Regions from separate parts of the Homo sapiens genome. Here region 2 is linked to region 1. Evidence: chromatin contacts called from ENCODE Hi-C data. All regions are on one chromosome and are shown on one strand. The core of a region is the stretch at or near the end of the contact, and the rest is flanking DNA. Distances in the headings are between cores, read along the strand shown.

Region 1 (6,311 bases), core at 859-3,358:
AATCTTGCTAATGATGATTATGAAAATACAAAGAATTCTAAACTAAAATAACAACATAATTTCAGGTTTTAATCCTCACAGGCTGGAAATTAAATGTGGGCCCAGAAGTCAGAGGCATAGTCTACATAATGGTCCCCAAAACATTATTTCTTTCTCATGCTGGAAATTAAGTGGCAAACAGATTCAAGATTGCTATTGTGACTGGAATTTGGTGATATGAAAGGTTTTTTTTATTTTATTAGAAGCAATTTTCAGAGGATTCAATTCATTGAAAGGCTACAAAAAGTGCTACAGTTTCTTATTATGGCATGGAAAATAGTAAGTGTACTAAAATCATCGAAGAGTGTCAAGCATAAGGTACACTTTAACAATAGATGTTTCTTTGCATACATTTAAAAAGTGTTCTATACTTTTATGTGGTCTTCTTTAAAATAAACAAATAAATTTAATATAGTAAATAACATTGAGGTCTGAAAAATAATTCCAGTTATTTTTCACTTCCCAACATATGATAATATACAAATAACAAATTAAACAATGTCAGATGGCATTGAAAAGGTCAAGATAGATACATTTAAACAATGTTAAATTGCTTTTAAGAGCATATTACACTCCTTAGTTTCACCTATTTTCCCTCTTTGTTTCCCTTCTTTTCTTTTAACAGAGGTGTTAGACTAAATGAAAAAAATAAAATCTGAGAAAAGAGGGATACATTAGCTAAATAAAGAGCATGGATAAAGGACAAAATATAGAAATAACTTGTGTACCTAAAAATAATTTTGCAATATAATTTTTTTCCTCCTCAAAAAATCTATTTTCCAAAGTGTCTCCTTATGCTACCTTACTGTCATTTCTCTCCGTCTCTATTTGTAAGTTGCATATAGGTCTCTCTTTCCTTTAAATTTTTAACATTCACCCCCACACAGACAAGAGTCAGTCAAGAAACAGGCGAAAATGTAGATTTCAGTCTCCCCCTTGCCAAGAGTTTCTGATTTAGTAAGCTTGGGATTAGGCACAGAAATATGCATTTCTTAATGAGCACATCTGGAGACCTATGAGGCAGGTGGTCCAGGAACTCCAACTTTAAGAAACACAGTGCCCTAAAATCAAAACAAAGACATTTATGATCTTCAACAGGCCACCAGTCAATAGAGACAAACTTCAGTAAAGAGTAGAGAATAAACCAATTCGCAACTCAAAATATGTCACATACGACATATTTTGATTATGCTTTCCGATTAAATGCTTCATTGAAACTGTTACATAACAAAACAAAACAAAACAAAGCACACCAACACTCTGTTAATGGAGGGGATACAGGGTTTACAGCATCAGGGTTAAAAAGTGATAGACATGATTATGTAATGAGGTGGGTGGGCTTGGGGATATCAATTTTTTAAAAATATTTTTCAAAGTCTGAGAACTATAAATTCTAAAAGATTTTTCACCAATTATTCATCAAGTCCTATGCTATGGAATTATTTCAGCAAGTAATAATAATCATGTAATTTCATCATGTAATAAATACATCTGAGAAGAGCAATTTAATGCCAAAACCACTATTCTTCAGTCCATTTAAGGCCTTCCTCTTAAAAACAAGAAACGGCTTTCTCCTATGAAGATAAGCATGGTTCAAAGGGTTCACATTTAGCCTCAATTTAAAACTCACAACGGCAAAATGTAGTACCCAAGGAAGGAAAGGAAATTTACATCTCTAAGAGCTAGTGTTTAACGTCTTCTTGAAATTATTTGACTGATGCACACTCATATTATTCTATAAAGACTCTTTAATGAGGCATTTCCCAAGAAATTTTGATGATAATCTGTGGTGGACTGATTGGTAGTATTTACGTACTTCTGAGGGACCACAAAGTTACATTTGTGTGAATGAGTTACTTCCTATTAAATGACTCTTCTTTCACATGTTTAATAATACTTAGACTTCGCTTTTTTCCTTCTGCTCTCCCAGAGAAGTTTCTGTCTCTCCCGTCATTTGTTGTTGTGGTGGTGAAGTTATTTTTCTTGACAAGTTCCACCCACTCACGTTTAACCTGAAGGTCTTTTCCACTGTAGACACGCTGTGAACGCGCAAAGAGGAAGCTTGTTATCGCAAGATCAGCAACTCAAATTTCAGCGTGATCAGAAGTGACATCACTATGTGGTTTCATTAATGATATTAGAAGAGAACAAACTATTTTCAGTCATTTTCTTAGTGTTGAAAAACTATATGCATCTTCTTCACTTCATTGTGTATCTGTTCCCCTCCCTGAAGTGCATCAGGGGTTTCTTCTCAGGATCACTTTTTCTTCTTTATTCCCAGTCTACCATGAAAATGTTTATCTCCTCGTGTTTTGCCCATGTAGAACAGAGCAAAAACAAAACAAAACAAAGCACATTAACACTACTGACCTGATAACTTTCTTTTCCCAGAATAAGATCTGAAAAGAATTCAAGAAAACCACAGATACTAGAACTGCTGAAGTCTACTTCCTGTGAATCTGTGTGGTTTGCTCATCAAGTCATGCCCCTTTTTCTATTCTTATTCTTTATTCTGTAGTCACAGTATTTCTGCAGTTACCTGTGGACTTCACTGAGCACAAAGCCATGATTATTACCCATGGGAACCTTGGCCCGGTTCTAGTCCTACGGCAACAAAGACCTGTACATTGGTCTGCCTTTTCACCCAGGCTTCTGTTTGGGCTAACTGTGTAATAGAATTGGTTGGTTTGAAACAGATATGCCCAGGAAAAATAATTTGCCTTTGCTTCTTTGGTGAACTCTCTCTGCATTACTTTTCCATGATGGAATTGTGTGCACATATGTGTGTTTTGGTGAGCTGGGGACAACGGGGTGAAAGCTGATATGTGGAGAAAATAGAGATTCTATACACTGAGAGTAGAGGGATTTGGAATGCCGAGAAAGGAGTCTGAATACTAGGCTGTCTTCTCTCTGCTGGGATTGTTTAGGATGTCATGATAGATCAAATGCAGCAAGAAATTAATGTTATCAAATCCTACAACCATAGACAAGTCATTTAAGCCTCTCTAAGCTTCAGTTTCCTTAAGTCTAAAATAGAGTTTTTTTTAAACCTCATCACTATTGGCTTTCTGGGATGGATTATTTCTTGCTGTAGGGGACTATCCTATGGTCTGTAGAATATTTAGTAGCATCCTTGGCCTCTACTCACTAGAAGCCAGTAGCACCTACCACCGGTTGTGATAGTTTCCATTGTTCTGTAAGGAAGAAGCTGAGGGCACCGTCACCCTCAACTGAGAACCACTGATTTAAAATTAAGCAGTTAAAATTTGTGATAGAATTTATGACAGATAAAGTTTCTGTTCTAAAATTCCATAGACATAACATTCTGTGACTAGATTTACAGGCAATTTGTTGATACAAGAGACCTCTTTTTTTCAACTCTTAACTCATGCCAGTAAGGAAAAGGAGATAGAAAGTGAAATTTTTCTCACTTGCTATTAAAAACATTATTAAAAAGTTAACAGCAAAAGAAGTTTCATCATTAGGATGATGAAATTGAGATTTCATCAATTAAGATTTAGCCCCAAATATTTGTTGACAGCCTATCTCGTGAAATAATGGCAGTAGGTAGAATTTGTTGAACACTTACTATGCTAAATGCTTTGAGTGACGTATCTCACTTAATGGATGAAGGTTAAAAGTGGCATAATTATTAGCTTCAACTTACAGAGAAGGAAAACTAAGGTTTAAGGACAATGGACATTTACAATTTAGGATTACGCTGCTAGTAAATGGAAAAATAAAAACTCAGAGTCAGATATATCTTCCACAAAATAGTGTTTTGATAAGTACTTTACACTGCTTTTTAGGATGTTGTGCCAGATATTGTTTTCAGCTTTTAATATCAACAGATTTATTCCTTGTCTCATGGTGCCTATGAGGTAAGTACAATTATAATCCTCGTTTTTTAATATGTGGGCAGAAAGGGCTTATGGACAGAAAGAAATTAGTCTACTTCCCCTAGGTCACATACTAGTAGGTGGCAAAACTGAGATTTCAACTCAATCCATGATCTCAGCCACTACTCTCTGTTGCTTTTCAACATAAAAATCTTCGGTATCAGTCCTTGGCACCCTCTGAGTCAATGCAAATGAGTATTCTTTTGGGGTTGCTCAATATGTGGTGAGAATTTTTAAATGGCAAAGGGTGTCATCGGTCTTTTTTCTGTAAAGGAGTTGATGCTATGGAATAAGAATAACACTGAAATTATAGCTGTTATAGTAAAAGAGATTCTGTCTGTATTTCTACATTAAAAAAAAAAAAAGATTTGACCTGCATTTCTCCCACTCAGTCAAAGGTGTTCTGTGGAACACCCTCACTGGCAGTGCTATCTAAGGTCTGGCCATAGCCATCCAGGTACTTCCTCATCATAACTTACCACTCACTCTGTCCTAGGCACTGTGCCACTTGTGGGAATGCAGCCACAACTAATCTTGATTCCTGAAAAGCTCAAACATTAGTAGTAAGAGAAACGCACAATAAGACATTTATAAAGGGCTGGAAGAATCACAAATAAGAGAGCAAATAACTCTAACTTTGAGAAAGCCTGGCCAGGACAAATTTCTAAAGGAAGGAGACACTTGTGAGATTGTAACAGATCATCAACTATCCCAGTTGAAGAAACAAGTATGAGGTGTGAAAAGAGGTTGCAATGTCAGAAAGACATTGTTCAGTTATGGCTGGAGAAAATGTACTGCAGAGGGTGAAAGGTAGCTAGAAAAATAGATTACAGTAAGAAAGAGAAAAGTTTTGGGCTTTATTCTAAGAAGACTGGGCCTTTTTCTAGGCAACACAGGTTTACCAGAGAGTTTTAAGCAAGAGAGTAGCAGAACCAGACTAGTATTTTAGAAAGAAAGACTGCTCCTTGCTCACCTATGTGGAAGGTAAATGAAGTTGACATGTACAAAAACATGACTTTATCATTGGGTAGCCCCATTTTTTTCATGGAGTTTATAGTTGGTCAGATAAACATGATGGCCTAAGATAGAGCAAAGTACCAGTTTGGCCCCAATTTTTCTGCCACTGTTCTACCTTAGGGCTAATTAAACTGCCCTTCAGGAATCTTCCTGGGACAAATTTCCTTAAGCAATAGGGTCTAGAAAATGCAGTTACAGCTTAACCTTCTTGTTCCTCAAAAGAAGTCTCCTGCGTATAAATGGAAAAGCAAACATCATATATTCTCACTCATAAGTGGGAGCTAAGCTATGAGGATACAAAGGCATAAGAATGACACAATGAACTTTGGGGACTTAGGAGGAAAGGGTAAGAAGGGGGTGAGGGATAAAAGACTACAAATCGGGTTCAGTGTATACTGTTCGGGAGATGGGTGCACCAAAATCTCACAAATCACCACTAAAGAACTTACTCATGTAACCAAATACCACCTGTTCCCCAAAAACCTATGGAAATAAAAAGTTTTTAAAAATCAACAAATAAATAAAAGAAAGAAAAAAGAAGTCTCCTGAGTTTAGTGCTCTAAAAAGTCTTGGTGTTGGCGAAGGTAAAAGAAAGCAGTGCCAACAGCATTAATATTACACCATGAAGCAGCTTTGTAGCCAGAGTTCTCAAAGCATTAATTAGCATGCAGTTTTAAAATCCTTCTTCCTATGTGGCGAAAACACAGAAACCTGGAGATAATGATTGAACTTGCCATAGTCTCACAGTTATGTGAACAGAATCTGGAAGTGAGCCCCTCTCTTTCTCTTGTGCTGCCCATTAGGCTGAAGAAGAGTTCAAATCGGTGGAGTTGGACTTCTGACTAGAGAAGTTGAATTTTTCAAGAGAAATATCCTACACGCATAGGTCTTTATAGTCTCACCATTAATTCACTAACAATATTGAAACATTTTTCCATCATAGATGGCTCAAGAGACAAAAAGAAACCAGAAAATTCACATAAATTAATGAAGTCAGTCCAAAAAAGCCATCCCAAGAGGAGAAGGAGCTCTACGGTTTCCTCATCCGAGTATCTTCTCACCTTGCAGTAACCACCAAAGCAGAAAGGAGAGGCTAGGTGGATGCACACTTGGTTTCTTACACTCACCAGGGTCATATCAGCAGTCAAGGAAGAATATGTTCAGTCCTCAAGAAATTCCAGTGTATGCAGAATTAATACAAGTTCTTTCATTGATAACTCAAGTAGATCTTCCCACTGTCAACTGCAAGGAACTCTCCCAAACTCTTAAACTCAAACTCATGGTGGAGCTAGTATGCTGCTCCATCCATAACGATGGTTTAATTGATGTATGGCCTTTTGTCTGTACAACTTCTTT
Region 2 (5,971 bases), core at 3,472-5,971, 1.4 Mb before region 1:
CAGCCTGGGCAACAGAGCAAAACCCCATCTCAAAAAATTAAAAAATTAAAATAAAAATAAAACCTCTGCTTATGAATTTGCTGTCTTCAGTAATATATGCTATAGCCACTGGGACCCATTCAGTTTTACTCCATATTGAAGAAGTGCTTCCATGTTGTCTAGTGTTGCTGGGTTGGCAGAGCTCAGCAATCTTTATCTTAGACTATACGCCAGTGAAAATGTAAATATCTTGGGCAGTGTGATGTCTCAAAAGTTGTTCATTAATCATTAATGACACAGGACAGTAAAAAGATCAGGAAATTGGCTGGGCACAGTGGCTCACAACTGTAATCCCAGCACTTTGGGAGGCCGAAGCAGGCGATCACCTGAGGTCAGGAGTTTGAGACCAGCCTGGCCAACGTGATGAAACACCATTTCTGTTAAAAATACAAAAATTAGCCGGGCATGGTGGCTGACACCTGTAATCCCAGCTACTCGGGAGGCTGAGGCAGGAGAATCACCAGAACCCAGGAGGCGGAGTTTGCAGTGAGCCGAGATCACGCCATTGCACTCCAGCCTGGGCAACAAGAGCAAAACTCCGTCTCAAAAAAAAAAAAAAAAAAAAAAGGCCAGGAAACTAAAGGAAGAACTGTTTCTCACATTCTTACTTCTACTAAAGATTGGTTCTTACCATTAGAACACACACACACACGCACGCATGCACACACACACACGTTCTTACCATTAAAAAACACACACATGCACGCACACACACACACACACTAAACTCATCCATTCTATTTTGTTTTGAAAGACTAATCTTCATTATCTTCATTTTCTAAAACTACAGTTTCAAGTCACTTACAAGAAGTGATTGCTTTTCTTGTTCTTCCTTCTGAGTTTGTGATGCTTGGCCACCTTCCTTCAAGTCTTTAGAAAATTACATGGTTATGGGGGGGAATTGCCTTTCTGGGAAGTAATAAGACAAAGTATCCAATTCGTATTAAATACCTTCAGTTTCCCTTTAGTATCCCTAAAAGTGTCCAACTCAACCTTAATCAGCATTTCCAAACAAGGTGTTTGGTATAGCTATCTTTGAAAATAAAAATTACGCCATCTTTTTCTAAAATTACAAACCAAGGGCATATTTTCCAGGTCTTCACCCTAAGAAAAGCCAAATAAAATTTTCCTTTAAGTAAGTTCTTAAACTTTGAACATTTGGAAACATCTGGACATTTGTCACTTTGGCTAGCGGAGAATAATGATAAACACAGCAACAGCACCATCTAAAGACACACTGTCAGAATTCCTTGAAAATGAGCCAGAGATCAGTTTCAAGCAAATGTGGGTCTTCACCTTCCCCAGTCAGAATGATGAATGTAAGACTGCTGAATTGCATTTGCCCTTTGATGCTTAGTGCTAGGAGTCGAAGACAAAAAGCTCCACTTGTGCTTTGTGAGAATAAATACATTGCAGCAGCTATAATTCGTGCTGAGGCCGGGCGTGGTGGCTCACGCCTGTAATCCCGGCTACTCAGGTGGCTGTGGCATAAGAATCACTTGAACCCAGGAGGCGGAGGTTGCAGTGAGCAGATCACATCACTGCATTCCAGCCAGAGCAAAAGAGCAAGACTCTGTCTCAAAATAATAATAATAATAATAATAATTTTAAAAAATGGGTACTGTGACCAGAGAGTGAAGCTGTTAATGAAAGCTAAAGTACCAATAGCCCAGGCTGTGCCCCTAATGCAGAGAATGATTCCTTTCAGGGACTTACTTTTGGTTTCTGTAAATGGTATTGCTTCTTTGAAGCTGAAGGAGTCAACAAAATACTTAGACCAGCACTGTCCAATACAGGAGCCACTGGCCACACGTGCCTATCAAGCACTTGAAAGGCAGCTTGTCTAAATTGAGATGTGTTATAAATGTAAAATACATGCTTGGTTTCAAAGAGTTAGTATAAGGCTGGGTGTGGTTGCTCATGTTTGTAATCTCAGCACTTGGGGAGACCAGGGAGGGCAGATCACCTGAGGTCAGGAGTTCAGGACCAGCCTGGCCAACATGGCGAAACCTCATCTCTACTAAAAATACAAAAATTGGCCGGGCATGGTGGCATGTGCCTATAGTTCCCAGCTACGCATGAGGCTGAGGTGGGAGAATCACTTGAACCCATGAGGCGGTGGTTGCAGTGAGCCAAGATCACACCACTGCACTCCAGCCTGGGCAACAGAGTGTGAACCTGTCTCAAAAAAAAAAAAAAAAAGACAGTACAGAACAAAGAATGTAATGTAAAAGGTCTCCATAATTCTTCGTGACATTGAATGCCTGTTGCAGTTATATTAATACTTTGGATATATGGGTAAAATAAATTTCCAAAATTAATCTCACTGGATTCCACTTGCTTTTTTAAAAATATATACATATAACTACTAGAAAATTTAAAAGCACATAATATGTGTGCTTTTATAACCTCATATTTGCAGGCTGCTTTATATTTCTATTGGACACATTGCTTTAGACCTTCCAATAATTTTTCTCAGCAGCCATCTTAATCATCCGGAGCTGCTAATCTTTAGTCCACCCATGAAAATCCTAAATGAATAACATTCTTTTTTTTTTTTTTTTTTTTTTGAGATGGAGTTTCGCTCTCATTGCCCAGGCTGGAGTGCAGTGCTGTGATCTTGGCTCACTGCAACCTCCGCCTCCCGGGTTCAAGCAATTTTCCTGCCTCAGCCTCCCAAGCAGCTGGGACTACGGGCATGTGCCACCACACCAAGCTAATTTTGTATTTTTAGTAGAGACAGGGTTTTACCACATTGGTCAGGCTGGTCTCAAACTCCTGATCTCAGGAGATCCACCCACCTTGGCCTCCCAAAGTGCTAGGATTACAGGTGTGAGCCACTGCCCAGCCCTAAATGAATAACATTCTAAGGACATGTTTTCTGGTTCCCTTTTCTTAAAAGCAAGAAAGTAGAACAGGACAAGGTATAGATGAGAGCTCTTTCTGTCAATTCAGAGTCTGGTTTATTCTCGCCAGACTGCGACACCAACTGCAATACCAATAAAACATGGACACAGTTCCTGGAAAGGAAGGGACCTAAGCCAAAGACAACTGGGAAGATAAATTAGCAACAAAAAAAAACAAAACAAAACAAAAAGACACTCCAACACATGCCAAACCCTACAGGAATAACTTCTGAAATTTATTCATAAATTTACATGACTTCCCTTATAGAATTTCATGACTTCCCTTAAAGAATTTCCTTAGTCCTTGTTTTCCCTTAGGGACAAGGTCATAAGAAATCTTTCTGAAGTGTAAGCTGCCTAAATCATCTTTCTAATCCACATTAACCATATCCTTTCCAGTAGTTCAGTGTCACTAATTGTGATTACATGTTTGCGTGTATGTGTAAATTAACAATGAACACTGAGATCTATTTTTCAAATATCCCTTCATTTGCTATCGACTACACTTGAGTTACATATTGAACTTGTACAGTATCCTGGTACCTCGCCCCAAAGTCCAACAAAGCCTTGGTACAACCCTACTTGTTGGTAGGTGAAACCACTTACTCTCCTCACACACATACACATACACTCACAGTGAGACAGAGGTCCCCAACCCCTAGACCATTACCAGTCCGTGGCCTGTTAGGGACCGGGCTGCACAGCACGAGGTGAGTGGCAGGCAAGTGAGCATTACCGCCTGAGCTCTGCCTCCTGTCAGATCAGTGGTGGCACTAGACTCTCATAGGAGTGCAAACCCCATTGTGAACTATGCGTGCAAGGGATCTAGGTTGCATGCTCCTTATGAGAATCTAACTAATGCCTGATGATCTGAGCTGGAACAGTTTCATCCCAAAATCATAGCCCTAATCTGACCCGTGGAAAAATTGTCTTCCGTGAAACCAGTCCCTGGTGCCAAAAAGGTTGGAGACCATTGGAGTGAGAGGACTATTCCCAGAAAGTCCTTAACTCCACTTTGAACCTTCTCTGGACATGGCACAGAGAGATCTTCCCAAGCTCTGCAGGCCTTAGTGAGAAGCCCCACATTCTGCTCTTCTTCTAAGACCTTGGGTTTACCCTTACCTTGACTTGCTCATTTGAGGTTACAGCACAGAAGACAATCTCTGTGAATCCTTGAGATGGGAACATACGGAAACAGATACCACCAATAACACGGCCATCTTTAATTAAAGCAAGGGTTTTGTGTTTCCTGAAAGAATAAGATTATGTCAAAGTTTTACCTATCCTAGTTATATAAATATACTTTTTGGGGTGTTCCTTATTAACCAACTAAGAAAGAGGGACATGTCCTAAGTTTCTATAGAAACTTCCTTCATGTAGCCCCTATCTCGCTAGACCATCCTTTTATCTGAACTTTTTAGAGCTAGGTCGCCTGCACAAGATGTCATCAGCACTCCCATCAGAACAAAATACCAGTCACCTAAGAAGTGCCTGAGGTTTACAAATAGAGAACAGAGTATGTGCAGAGGTGCTCTGGAACTGGCACAGCCAGTGCCAAGGAGGGGTCAGGGAGAGCAGGAAGTCATGGACAAACATGGTATGTGTCTCTGAAGAGTTAAGTCTTACTCCAAAATATTACAGAAACATTATGAAAAAGAATTTAAAATTTACATATACAATTTGCAAAATTCCGCATTATGGAATCCTTCCCTCTGTCTAAAGCATCACTCTGAATTGTCACAGGCATGGATCACAGTCCCCATAGGCTACTGGGCTATGTATGTTAAAATAAATTCAATTAGAGAAGTTTAGTTCTTTAGGGTTTCGTGGGTTTTTTTTTTTTTTTTTTTGAAATGGAGTTTCGCTCTGTTGCCCAGGCTGGAGTGCAATGGCACGGTCTCGGCTCACCACAACCTCCGCCTCCTGGGTTCAAGCAATTCTCCTGCCTCAGCCTCCCAAGTAGCCGTGATTACAGGCATGTGTCACCAGGCCTGGCTAATTTTGTATTTTTAGTAGAGACGGGGTTTCTCCATGTTGGTCAGGCTGGTCACAAACTCTCAACCTCAGGTGATCCTCCCACCTCAGCCTCCCAAAATGCTGGGATTACAGGCATGAGCCACCATGCCCGGCCTAGTTTTTTGTTTTTTTTTTTTAAGCAATGGATTTTCAAAGTTAACCTGTCTTATATCCCAATAATTGCCCACAGACCTGGGCAATAATGGCACCTAGTTAAGATACCAAAACCAATATTTTGATTATGAAGAAAGCAGAACATCTTAGTGTTACATTCTCTCACTGCTATAAAGAATGAAGCACAGGAGAGTCATCAGCAATGTAAAATATAAAGTTTCATCATCATTAACAAGAAAATTTGTAAATTGTTGAAAATTACTCTTAGCACTTTCAGACATGAAAATCAGCTTGGTGAAGCTCTGTATCCACAGCAAGACAGGTGCAGTAGTATTCGGTGGATGACTATGGCTGACTTTCACTATCTAAGCAGTTCCTCTTTCATTTAAAAAGGAAATAAGGAAGAAGGAACAGAAAGTACCACTTACGGGTCAAAGACGAGCCGTGTGATGTATTCTTTTGGCATTCGGGGCAGCTGGTGGGAGAAAACGTTCTGTAGGCCAACCAGCCACATCAGGATCTTCTTGTTTGGTTTCTGGTTGAGGGAATTGCCAACCACGTGAAATTCAATTACACCCCTGCGCTCTTCCAACCTTGCCGCCTCATCCCTGGCCGAGTGTGCTGACAGAAAATTGGTCTGAGATGCAAGAGACAGGAAAAAATTACACAGAGCTATTCTCTCAAGACAGTGGGGATGGGACACATCCAAGCTTCTCATCTTTGTTCTAATAAGATACACATTTGTGGATTTTCAGAGTCCTAAATACACATGTGTGCACACATACACACAGAGACACATACACATACAAGTTATGAAGACAAGACAGAAAAGGCAGGTAAAGCATTTTGAGAAATTGGAGTATTATATGTGTACACGGATGATATTCAGTGTAGAT

Evidence for each region. Hi-C counts contacts between places; a loop is a spot of excess contacts on that map. Pooled maps may share reads with other maps.
Region 2: a loop to region 1 is called in a map with no recorded cell type, with 10 times the contacts of the local background. The contact joins two enhancer-like sites. A Hi-C loop is called at or near these places in 2 of 37 single-sample maps with no recorded cell type and 2 of 50 pooled maps.

Annotation. Positions count from the first base shown.
Region 1 is chr3:18,737,033-18,743,343 of GRCh38, reverse strand. No RefSeq gene overlaps it. Among named protein-coding and RNA genes, the nearest start is that of SATB1-AS1, 290 kb to the right of the region's middle. Within about 2 kb of position 2,108, at least 7 of the 41 ENCODE cell types and tissues checked have a DNase peak (open chromatin) inside an H3K27ac peak, as active enhancers do.
Region 2 is chr3:20,125,646-20,131,616 of GRCh38, reverse strand. KAT2B (lysine acetyltransferase 2B) reads right to left here. Exons shown (of 18, transcript NM_003884.5): 10 at 5,504-5,712; 11 at 4,068-4,194. Among named protein-coding and RNA genes, the nearest start is that of MIR3135A, 8.9 kb to the left of the region's middle. RefSeq lists an enhancer at 5,517-5,596. Within about 2 kb of position 4,721, at least 5 of the 41 ENCODE cell types and tissues checked have a DNase peak (open chromatin) inside an H3K27ac peak, as active enhancers do.